Regions from separate parts of the Homo sapiens genome. Here region 1 is linked to region 2. A link is a loop called in an ENCODE intact Hi-C map of the cell type or tissue named here. Cell type or tissue: ascending aorta. All regions are shown on one strand. Each heading gives the region's core, and the rest is flanking DNA. Links, peaks and the distances in the headings are about the cores only.

The links. Hi-C counts contacts between places; a loop is a spot of excess contacts. Peaks named below come from ENCODE experiments on the same cell type or tissue, not always from the same donor. Only the 100,000 strongest peaks of a DNase experiment are listed, where the experiment ranks them.
Region 1: a loop joins it to region 2, with 4 times the contacts of the local background. A loop is called at or near these places in 6 of 110 quality-filtered maps.

What each region holds. Positions count from the first base shown.
Region 1 is chr1:237,390,488-237,396,035 of GRCh38, reverse strand. All of the region lies in intron 10 of RYR2 (ryanodine receptor 2), which reads right to left. Among named protein-coding and RNA genes, the nearest start is that of MIR4428, 78 kb to the left of the region's middle. In ascending aorta, for the core only: no CTCF peak of the experiment used is centred there; no DNase peak of the experiment used is centred there.
Region 2 is chr1:236,886,802-236,892,349 of GRCh38, reverse strand. It overlaps MTR (5-methyltetrahydrofolate-homocysteine methyltransferase), which reads right to left. Exons shown (of 33, transcript NM_000254.3): 28 at 3,014-3,169; 29 at 1,021-1,217. Among named protein-coding and RNA genes, the nearest start is that of MTR, 94 kb to the right of the region's middle. In ascending aorta, for the core only: no CTCF peak of the experiment used is centred there; a DNase peak (open chromatin) is centred at 3,220.

The DNA of each region.
Region 1 (5,548 bases), core at 414-5,413, 500 kb before region 2:
AAATACGAAACAATAGCATTTGTATGCAGATTCCCATATATACCTCACTATGCAAAAGGTATGCAAGAAATGAATGGCACAGCCCTGGCTGAAAACTGAATGGAAGAGATGAATATGCAGACCAACACGTGTGATCAGTGGCACTATGGGATGCGGGAAGTGAAAGTGTGGGGAAGTTAAAGATAGTCCTGGCTGGGCGTGGTGGCTCATGCCTGTAATCCCAGCACTTTGGGACATCGAGGAGGGCGCATCACGAGTTCAGGAGATCAAGACCATCCTGGCTAACACGGTGAAACCCCATCTCTACTAAAAATACAAAAAATTAGCCAGGCGTGGTGGCGGGTGCCTGTAGTCCCAGCTACTTGGGAGGATGAGGCAGGAGAATGGCATGAACCCGGGAGGCAGAGCTTGCAGTGAGCAGAGATCGCGCCACTGCACTCCAGCCTGGGGAACAAAGCGAGACTCTGTCTCAAAAAAAAAAAAAAAAAAAAAAAAAAAAAAAGACAGTCCTACTAGCGGACGTGTCCTCAATCAAGTTTGGTTGTGTTCGTGTATGACTAGACCCTCGTATTTAAAATGCATGTAGGAATCGTCTGAAAAATAGTTACAGTCACCCACAATTACTCACCTGCAATTCCCATTTAGAGTTGATATTGAATAGCAGGTTCAAACTAATTAGAGAAAAGCAAAGCTTTTTTGTTAACTTTTTATAGGCTGACAAAAATATCCTTCAAAATCAAAGGTCAACAAAGACTTGGCTGATCTTTCTCACATGGTTGAATGGTAAAATATGTTTTCTACCATCTAAGTTTTACCAAAATTATAAATGGCTTCTCCCAGATTAACATTCACTTCATCCTGAATATAGTGTTGTTGAGATCTTAAAAGATGGTGATATGGTTTGGATTTGTGTCCCCGCCCAAACCTCACATTGAATCGTAATCCCCAGTGTTGGAGGAGGGGACTGATAGGAGGTGACTGGATCATGGGGGCAGATTTTCCCCTTGCTATCCTTGTGATAGTGAGTTCTCACGAGATCTGGTTGTTAAAACTGTGTAGCACTTCCCCTTTGCTCTCTTGCTCCTCCTCCAGCCACGTAAAACATGCCTCCTTCCCATTCGCCTTCTGCCATGATTGTAAGTTTCCTGAGGCCTCCCCAGCCTATAGAGCCTGCAGAAGTGTGAGCCAGTTAAGACTCTTGTCTTTATAAATTACCCAGTTTCAGGTATTTCTTTATAGCAGTGTGAGAACAGACTAATAGAGACGGTGAGTTCCAGAAAGATAGTGGCAGGGCCTTAGACATGTTTTCATACCCAGCACATGCCAAAGATGTCTGGGCTATACAAGTCCCTCAATAAATATTAAAAGAATTGAGTTGAGGTGATTGAAAAGCAGATCCAGTCTTAAAAGGTTATTTCAGAGTGAAATTATAAGCGTTTCAGTTGACACATTTTCATAGGAGAATTTCTGCTGCTGGTACCTTTGGGAGCATGTGGCTGAGCAGCTGAGCCGCAGGCAGGTGCTAAAGCAGCTGTCAGGAGTCTCTTCCTAGTAACAAATCAAGAAGTACTTGCCTAACCAGCATCCCAAGAAGCATTACTTGTTTATTCAGGAGCTCAGTTTGCCACAATAGCTCTATTCAAGTTGCTGCACAAGGGAAAATAGGTATGTTTTGAGATGACACCTCTGCATAAAATGTAAATGAATCAGCACAGATTTGAAACAACAATAGCTTACACTTTGAATCACCATTGAAAGAATCATGTAGGTAGGACTAGAGCAGAAAAACAACAAAATACATGTTGTTACCATTGCTTTGCAGAACACAATACAACCATAAAGGCATCTGGAAATTTACAAAAGAAGATGCTTCTCTTTCTTTTTTTCTTCTGAAAGATATTGCTTACATATAGATTAAGTTAATAAACCCAGTGTAGACAAGTCATGTTCTTAAATTTTAATTGAGAAAATCATCGAGAGATTTTTTTGTATAATGTTGATTTTAATCTATTGTCTGTTTTTCTATTCATATACTCTAAATGCATCAAATGTCTCATTGTTTTTCATTTTTGCCAAGATCCAACAGCTCAAATTCCTATGAATGTTTTTAATCTTGTGTTAGAAGCCCACGTTTTTGAAGCAGTCATTTTACCCAGTCCTTGCCTTGAGAGTGCGGCTCTAGACCAAGTCAGGCTTCCAGAACACATGACAAACTACAGCAGCTACTGCACTCTCTGCAATCAGCAAGGAGTTTAAGTTTGGGGTAAAAAGCGAATCTCTCCCAAAGGAGAAGAGGCAAAGAGCAGAAAGTAGCTCTCCTTTATGTACTGACTATTCCATCAAGACTGTTTAGCTAACTCATCTAACTCTCAGTTCCAGGCTGAAAAGATATATGCAGGACCTGAAGACAGAGAAAAAGAAGAAAAACCCTCATAGGTTAAACTTTATCCTTGACCATTTTGGAGAACAACAGAATAGCTTTAAGAGCTTCCTCCTAGGTGGTGGCCAAAGGCATACAAATATCCTCACAAGGATATCAGTCATCCAGTTGTGTACACAGATATAAACTATGCATCTCTTTCTAAGCCAGATGGAGAGGCATTTAATTCATTACATCCAATCCATCTCATGCCTTATCAATTATTTACAACTAAAGCTCATTAAATCATCATAATATTAAAAGGGGGCATGGAGGTAAAAATCTTGTCATGCATACACATGGCATAGCTTTTTCCTGCTGAGTCACATTTTGGGAAGCAAATGTAGCATTTATTTCCAGATACTGTCAGAAACTATGACTTAATTGGCCTGCATTTGAAAGTAACAAGACACAGCAAGCATATGCCAAGAGCAATGCCAGATAAGGTGGAAGAAGAACAAGCTTTCTCTCCTTCTCTCCCCACCTCTCCGTCATACCACCCCACAAAACATACCACACACATGAACACTCTCCATCCCCTTCCATGCATTATTTTTCTCCTTAGCTCTTATCATCACCTAATGCATTTCATCTCTGTATATGTGGGTAAGTGTATACATTTAGAAATAAACGTATTTATTGCCGCATATGCCCACTAGAATGTAAACTTCTTGAGAAAATAAACTTTGTAACTTTGTGTATACTACTATAGCCCCAGCACCCAGAAAATCATAGTCATTCTACACATTCTTATTGAATCAATAAAAAGTTTCGACATTGCAAACCTGTTTTTAACATAAATAATGCTTTTCAAACAATGTTTCCTTAATAGATTTCCAAACTAAAGGCCCCAAATAATCTTCCCCAATGCATCCATTTTAAAATGTATCAATATAAAAGTATGCACAGTTTATTCACATAGTGCATATCAAATCCATAAATAAGTCTATGTGCACATAAAGGAAATGCCTTTGTTGATATTTTATTATATTCACATAAAATTTTGGATGGAAATAATGAGATGCAATCTAGAAACAAAATCTAGAACAGAAAATACTCTCCACATAAAATATGTCAGGCTTGAAATAAAATTTAGTAGTCAAATGTCAAGCCTCCAGAATGAAAGCCTATTTAAGTTTTTATTTTTAATGTTTGTGGGTATGTAGTAGGTATATATATTTATGGGGTACATGAGATGCCTTGATTCAGGCATACTATGCATAATAATCACTTCAGGGTAAATGAGGGATCCATCACTTCAGGCACTGATCCTTTGTGTTACAAACAATCCAGTTACACTCTTTTAGTTATTTTTTAATGTACAATAAATTTATTGTTGGCTATAGTTACCCTGTTGTGCAAAAGCCTATTTTTAAAGCAATAATTAAAACATGATTGACAAGGGATACTGACACATCCCTTCCCAACTACCAGACTTGCTTCTCTTTAACTCATTCTATCTCACTAATTGAAGAGTTTAATAAGAACTAAAAAGTTACGACACTATAGTTAATACTAATGAGCTCTCTCCCTTATACCTGACTGCTCACAACTACTATAGGTTATATTTTTACTATTTTTGTTGTTGTTTAGACAAGTTGTCTACTAGTCATTTTAGAGCGATTTGTCTTTCGGAAAAAAATCTCAAGTAACTTAAAACAATAATGATGCTGTATTTCATGAACACGTCAGGATTCAATCCATAAAAGCAAAATGGGCAGGAAGCATGAGAAAAAGATAAATATTTAGTTTAACTCTGATAGGCATCATCTCCAATTCAGTTGTTCTTAACTGAATAGCTCTATATGCTCTTCATTCTAAGAGCTTTATTAACATTCTTTAGGAGAATGAATAGGTAACCACATACACATACATATCTAAATGTGAAGAGGAAGGTAAAGGTAACTCTACTGATATCCAGAATCATAAAACCCATTATTGAGGTGGATTTTCAATAGCTACAATTACAGTTATGTATATTAAATAACTGTCAATAGAACAAAGCAGGAACAGGTGCACAAATCCATGTAGAAACACAGCATTTATGACCAGACTATTCCTAAATCACTCAGAAGTAAACATCTTTTCTGGCCATCTCCTTAATAGTTTCCACTATGTCTCCTAACAAAGTAAATTGGACTTTAGTTATTTAACGTTAACAACAGCATACAATTAATGAGTATAGCCAGATCATAATTACAGGAAAGAATTATAAGGTAAAAAATTTTTTTTACATATTTCCCAGGACCTTCTCTAGCTTTCATGTCACTGTGCAAAAATCAAATTACTTTTACTTCTTTGTTTAATGAATGAAAAAAGTATATTTTTAGATGATCATTATGCATGTCTCCCCCAGTACAGACTGATAACAAATAAATAAAGGCTGCTTCCGGGGTGAGCTATCCTTTGCCTCCCCCAAGTTCCTTACAATGACCTAGGGAAATAACAGAGGGAGGTTGAAAACTTTCTAAACAATGGTATTAACAAGATTTAGAAATAATGAAGTGCTATATAATTGTGAAATTCAAGGAATTATTTTTATCATTCTATTCAAATAATTGCTCAATCCCAGTATAACCAACACAAATAGTTTTTTCTTAAGCAACATCCCTTCAGCTCCATGCTGCCTACTGCTGACTCATTTTCTCCCTCGAGTCATAATCTGACATCCATTTTAATCTAATTTCACCCATGTAAATATGCTATAAAAAGGGACACAAACAAACGCGTTCTTACCACCATCACTACCTACCAAGAGTCCTGATAGGCTGGTCTAATTACATACTAAGAATAAGTTGAACTGAAATTATCAACATGAAATCAAGAAGACTATTTGGAAAGGAGGGGCAGGCTTCAACATATATGCAAAGGGAGAGTGGGTCCAGAACATGATTAAAATATCTTTGAAATGTCCCCTAGATTTCTCTGCAATCATAACTAGCCATCGAAAGGATCCTCTTGGATCCAGTCTGGCCTCTCTTCCTACAAAGTCTATGCTCTGCCATTCTGTCATCCATATGCCCAGAGTCCCTCAAACTTTTCAATCATATCTGGCTAAATGCTGCCTCTTCAGACTAAATAATAGCAACAGACTAAATAATAACAATAAATGTGTTGATTTCTCAATAT
Region 2 (5,548 bases), core at 203-5,202:
CCTGCACTCCCCAGTGCACGGCTCATTTTTAAATTTGTTTTGTAGAGACAGGGTCTTGCCATCTTGCCGGGGCTAGTCTCAAACTCCTAGGCTCAAGCAATCCTCCCACCTTGGCCTCTCAAAGTGCTGGGATTACAGGTGTGAGCCACTGTGCCCAGCCAACATTATTATTTCTGAACGACTGAAAATGGCAGTAAAACAGAGTAATTTTCTGCAAATTATTAAATTTGTTAATGACTCTGGTGAATTCTGGTTCCAATTCTTGATTAAGACACTCTTTTTTACAGCAGCTAAAGGGACATGCATATGATATTTGCCTTTTCAAAGGTGGGGGGGATGAGAGACAAGTTGCTGAGAAGAGTCTGTTCTCGTCACTCGAAAGAAAAAAAGCCAGCACAGTCAAAGAACGGCCACTGGGGATATGTACAGGCTGGGCTCTCCTCTCTATATTGGGGGGCCCAGCACAATCTCCATCATCCTTCATCTTCTCTGTAAAACACAAACTTAAACTGCCTCACACGGCTGTGTGGAAATTAAAAGCATGACCATCAAGCACCTTACTATGCACCTGGCACCTGGTATACATTCTGCAAATGTTTGTTTCCACCTGTCTTCCCCTTTCAAGGGAAGCCACCTGACAGTCTATTTTAATAATATGCATAGATATTAACCTACGTTTTTGAACAAGTGAGTGTTCTCTTTCTTCAGAAGCTAAGAAGACTGAGATCCTGACACGTGACCACCTGAGACAGCAGCAATGGTCCTCGCCCATCCATGGAACACAATATTAAACGCCTCACTCCTGCTGAGTGGTCCTGCCTCTGACACCCATGGTGGCGCCTTCTCTCCCTCGTCCTCACAGATGGCTTGGGCTTGGGCGTGTGACTGGTCACTTCTTGGGCATGTGATTGGTCATTTGGGAGGAGGTGAAGCAGACCCTCATTTATGCAAAGCTCTTTTGTGTAGTGCTTAAACTCACAAGCGAAAGCGGTGTGCTGGCTGTCAGTACACCTTCCATACCTGTTGCCTTAACCCATAGAAGGTGGCTATGGGCTCTGCAGCCTGGGGCACAGCAGCCTCTGCGTACAGGTGAATGTCGTCTTGGATACTCTGTGCTGGCCAGAACCCAACCACACCCCGGGCCCGGAGTTTCTTTTGACTAATCAGTGTGTTCAGCATATTGTGGGCATCATCGTAGACCTTCCTGGCCTCTCCACCTATTAGAAAAACAGAATTAGAATTCACTTAAAGATGCCAAAAATAACCATCAAACAATGCTTCTTTTAAAAGCCATTACCCCTCCTCAGTCACCTTCCCTCTTCAGGCTTCTCCATTTTCCTCAAATGCTTTCTGGTGTTTGCCACTGACCCAGCTTAAAGTGGAACAGCCAGGGCTTTGCGGCTCCTGCTAAGTGCAGCTCCCACAGTCTGCTTCTCCCAGTTCAAGCCACTCAAGTTTTCCACTGGACAAAAAGCAGAGAGCCAAAGCTGTGGCTCCCCAAAGCATTCTGTCAGAGAGGATGAGAAAGAGCAGGCCACATTCCTCACTGACATTCCTCGTGCACATACAACTCCACTGACTTTGCAGTGACCTCTGGGAGACGCGACCTGTGCCTCGTATTCCGTGGTGCTTTTAATCCCAACTACAATATAATTCGTAACGATTGACATTTTGACCGTAACAACCTCTGAAGGGATTCTTCAATTTGGGGCCTTCAACAGTACCATGAAGAGTTAAACAAGGACAGCTACATCCTCACCCTATGCACTCAGACTCGGTAAATCCTCACTGTATGCGTCCAGGCCCAGACACCACAGAATACAAAGCATGGTGAATATAAGGCACAGGCCCCGTCCCCCAGAGGTCGCTGTGAAGTCAGTGGAATTGTATGTGTACAGGGAACGTTAGTGGTAAGGGGTGAAGTGTGGCCCAAATCCTCACATGTGGCTTCAATGCTGCACCTGGGCTGGCCTGCTCCCGGACCTGCAGTGGGAGCCAGCCTCCGAGGACACCATCTCGGTTTCCGTGAGACTCGGCCACCCTGCCCATGGTGAGAAGCCTGTCCCACGGCCCCTGGACAGCTCACCTGTGATGATTCAGGGGCAGCACACTAAGAAGCCCCTTGCTCATCACCACGTTCCTGACTACCTGAGAGTTCCTGAGTCTCAGCATCCGAACACGCACACCCAGGCACGCCCCCCCGTGGGAAACTTGGCAAAAGGCTGGTTTCTAGGCTCCTCTCAGCCCTAATCCCATGCTTCTGTGAGTCTACCCCTCCCTGCTGCTCTGATCTGGCTACTACCTGATCCTTTGAATGGCTTTGCATTTGGATTCCGTGTCTCTGTCGGTGGATTCTGGGGTAAGGCTAGAAGTGAGAAGTGGGGGTAGTAATTTAACACCTCACTTACTTCTCTAGTTTATCACCCTAAATCCCCATTCCCTCCCCAATGCTCCAAGCACAATGGGCTCCTTGCAGTTCCCCAAATAGGCACATGTGCCTGTGCCTTCTCACACTGTCTCCTCTACCTGGAATGACCTTTTCTTCAACACCATATCACATCCACAGTCCCAGCCACGGCAACTCCCACTGAATCGTCAAAAACAGTTCGAACACCACCTTGTCCAGGAAGCCTGCCCTGACCTCCCAGTCTGAGCTCTATCTCCTCTTATGTCCACAGGAGCCCAGGCAGGGCCCATTACTATTGGATGTGCCAGCTAGTCAGGTGCTAGACAGCAGGGATTATATTGTCTTCCATTTATCCCTAGTGCTCAGCATGTAACTGATGTCAATAAACATTTATTGAAAGAATAAAGTAAATACCAAATTTAGTTGATGCAATAAGGACCAATCTAGCAGATTGAAAACCATTAAAAAGTTGGGCAGGTGAGCAATATGAAAGCAGCCGTAATCTGCACAATCCAAATCCACTGCTCCTCACCGATTCCGGTCTTCAAAGTCACAATCCCACAGCTTGAATATCAGAGGCAGAAAGGAAGGACTTACTGCACTAACCTACTGTTTTGTCGTTAAATATCTTGGGAAAGCCTCGATTCGGGTACTTGCCCCGGAGCTGCCAGACATCAAAGAAAGGCTTCCAGTCAATGTAGTCCACCAGCTTCTGCAGGTCATAGTCTTCAAAGACCTGGGTCCCAATAAACGTGGGCTTCACTACAGGAGAGAAGTATGGTTGTCAATGCTGACGCTGGCACCCTGCCTGATGGAGGCCTCCCTGCCAGCTCCTCACTGCTCTGCCAACTCCCACACTCCGCCTCCCTCCTGTCACCCGTAGGAGTTGTTTTACAAAGAGGGGAACTTTAAATTATCGTGGAGAAGGAGTAATTCTGCACTGAGTCTTAAATAAAACTATTCTTCACATGCAGCTGACTACACCACCCTTGGAAACTGTTCCCTCAACCCTTCCATCCCCACCCCCTGCCCAAGAAGGAAAGACAGACGGGTTAATCCTCACTTGCACAAATGAAGACAAGGTGAACATGAAGAACATGAAAGAACATGAAGAACATGTCCAGAAAGACATGGAGAGTAAGCTACTTATCTAAAGTTTCAAAACCGGAAACAATCATCTAGATTGTCTACTGACACATATGCTCAAAGTATAGGCAAATGAAGTCCCAAATTCAGGACTGCTGTGCTTTCTGCAGGGGAGGAAGGGACACATGTGGGACTTCCGATACATACTCCTCAATACATAATCCTCCACTCTGCCAAGCATGTGTGCAGCACAGATGTATGAGCAAGGAAAAGCTGATTTATTACCTTAGAAATATGGATTCAATTAATATAACCTCTGTTCACTCTGCATTGTTTCGTTTTTTAAAAATCAGATGGTAGGTTATGTCTTAAGCTGGCTAGTGGGTATACGTGGATGTTTAATATATTGTTCTTTATACCTCCTGGTGAGTCTAAAATACATCATAATTTAAATAATGGTGAAGACTTCAGAGACAGATGGTGCTGCTGGGCTTTCTGGGGCAGGTAGAGCAGCACTGCCATCTGCCCTCCAGACTGTAGTGTGGTCTGCACCTCAGACTCTGGTCTGACATGGCAGGATTAGGCTGGAGTCTAAGGTGTTGGCTCCATTGCCGTATCCGAGCCTTCCTGTCTCTCTACTTCCTGATTTGTAACCAGGGATCAGGGAACTTCCTATTCTACCAATCTCAGGGGCTCTGGGAGAACACAGAAGCTTCTAGAGTATTTTTCTCTCATTTGACTTCTTACTCCTGCCTGGAAATCTCTACCTTTTCATACTTGTTCACGGTAGCCCTTTCCCATTTGTTCCTCATCATCCTTCTACTACACGGGACAATCCCTTCTTTGGAAATATCCTATTATGTTGGTTTGTTGGTAACAAAGCCTTTATAGTCCCCTTAGTAGAGAAACTAAAAGGAATCTACAGATAGACCCTTGATTCAAGCGTCCTCCCGCCTGGGAAGGCAGAGAGAACATGCTGCTGCAGAGCCACTGATGGACTCTCTCGTCTCCCAGAATTTAAGAAATGTTTGAGGTGTTACCATCAGGGCCGTAAAAGAAAACCCTCTTTTATTCCCTACCGACTTCCTGCAACTACCCTAGGACTGGCTGTCCTCAAGACATATTTCAGAGGGCCAGCCCTCAGTGGCCCATGGCCCTGGGGCAGCAGGGCGGACCCTGCAGTAGCCCATGCCAGAGGTTAAAGCGGCCACTAAAAAAGCATCCCAACCGCTGCCAGGTGCTGTGGGCCTTTGGAGGGTATTTCCAGCAAAATACGTTTTGGATGTTTGAATTAATCCAAACAGACTTGCCCTTGTGTTATTATTCCAATTTCACAGGGAAAGATACAGAGCAAATAATCGGAGCTTGAACTATACAGCAATTTATATTTTTTCAAAGGTTTTCACAGAATATTTTACCCTCACAACATTTCCAAAAAGTAACTCCTTTTTTTACGTGGTAAAAACTGTCAAACGTGGAAGCAAGCTGCTCAAGGTCACTCCGTGAGTCAGAGTCAGGAGCCACGTTGGGATGAGAACCCCGAGCTCCAGGCTCCCAATATGGCATTCTTTCCACCAAACCACGCTGAACTCAGCAAGGATGAAATTAGAACCAAGCACACCTACATTTCCAATTTAATCCGCTCAACTCTGCCAAGCATGTGTAGAACACAGATGTCGTGAGCAATGAAAGCTGATTTGATACATTACCTTGGAAATATGGATTCAATTAATATAACCCCTGTTCACTCTATCTTGGTTTTGCATTTGTGTCTCACGCCTCTCTGCGCCTGTCAAAACATCTTACACGTTTTATTCCCTTGTGAACACCTATATGAGGCAAGAAAGGTGGCTAGAAATTTAAAAAAAGGAAGAAACCAAATAAAAGAAATAAAAAGAGAGGGAAACATCCAGAGAGAGGACAGAGAGAAAGCAAGAAATAGAGGATCCTGCTTTGCTGCAGTGTTTTAAAGATGTGTGAATGCAAAGGCGTTTCCCATTTTAGACATTTCACATCTGCCCCTGGGCCTGCGAAAGACCCAGGCCACCTCAGGTG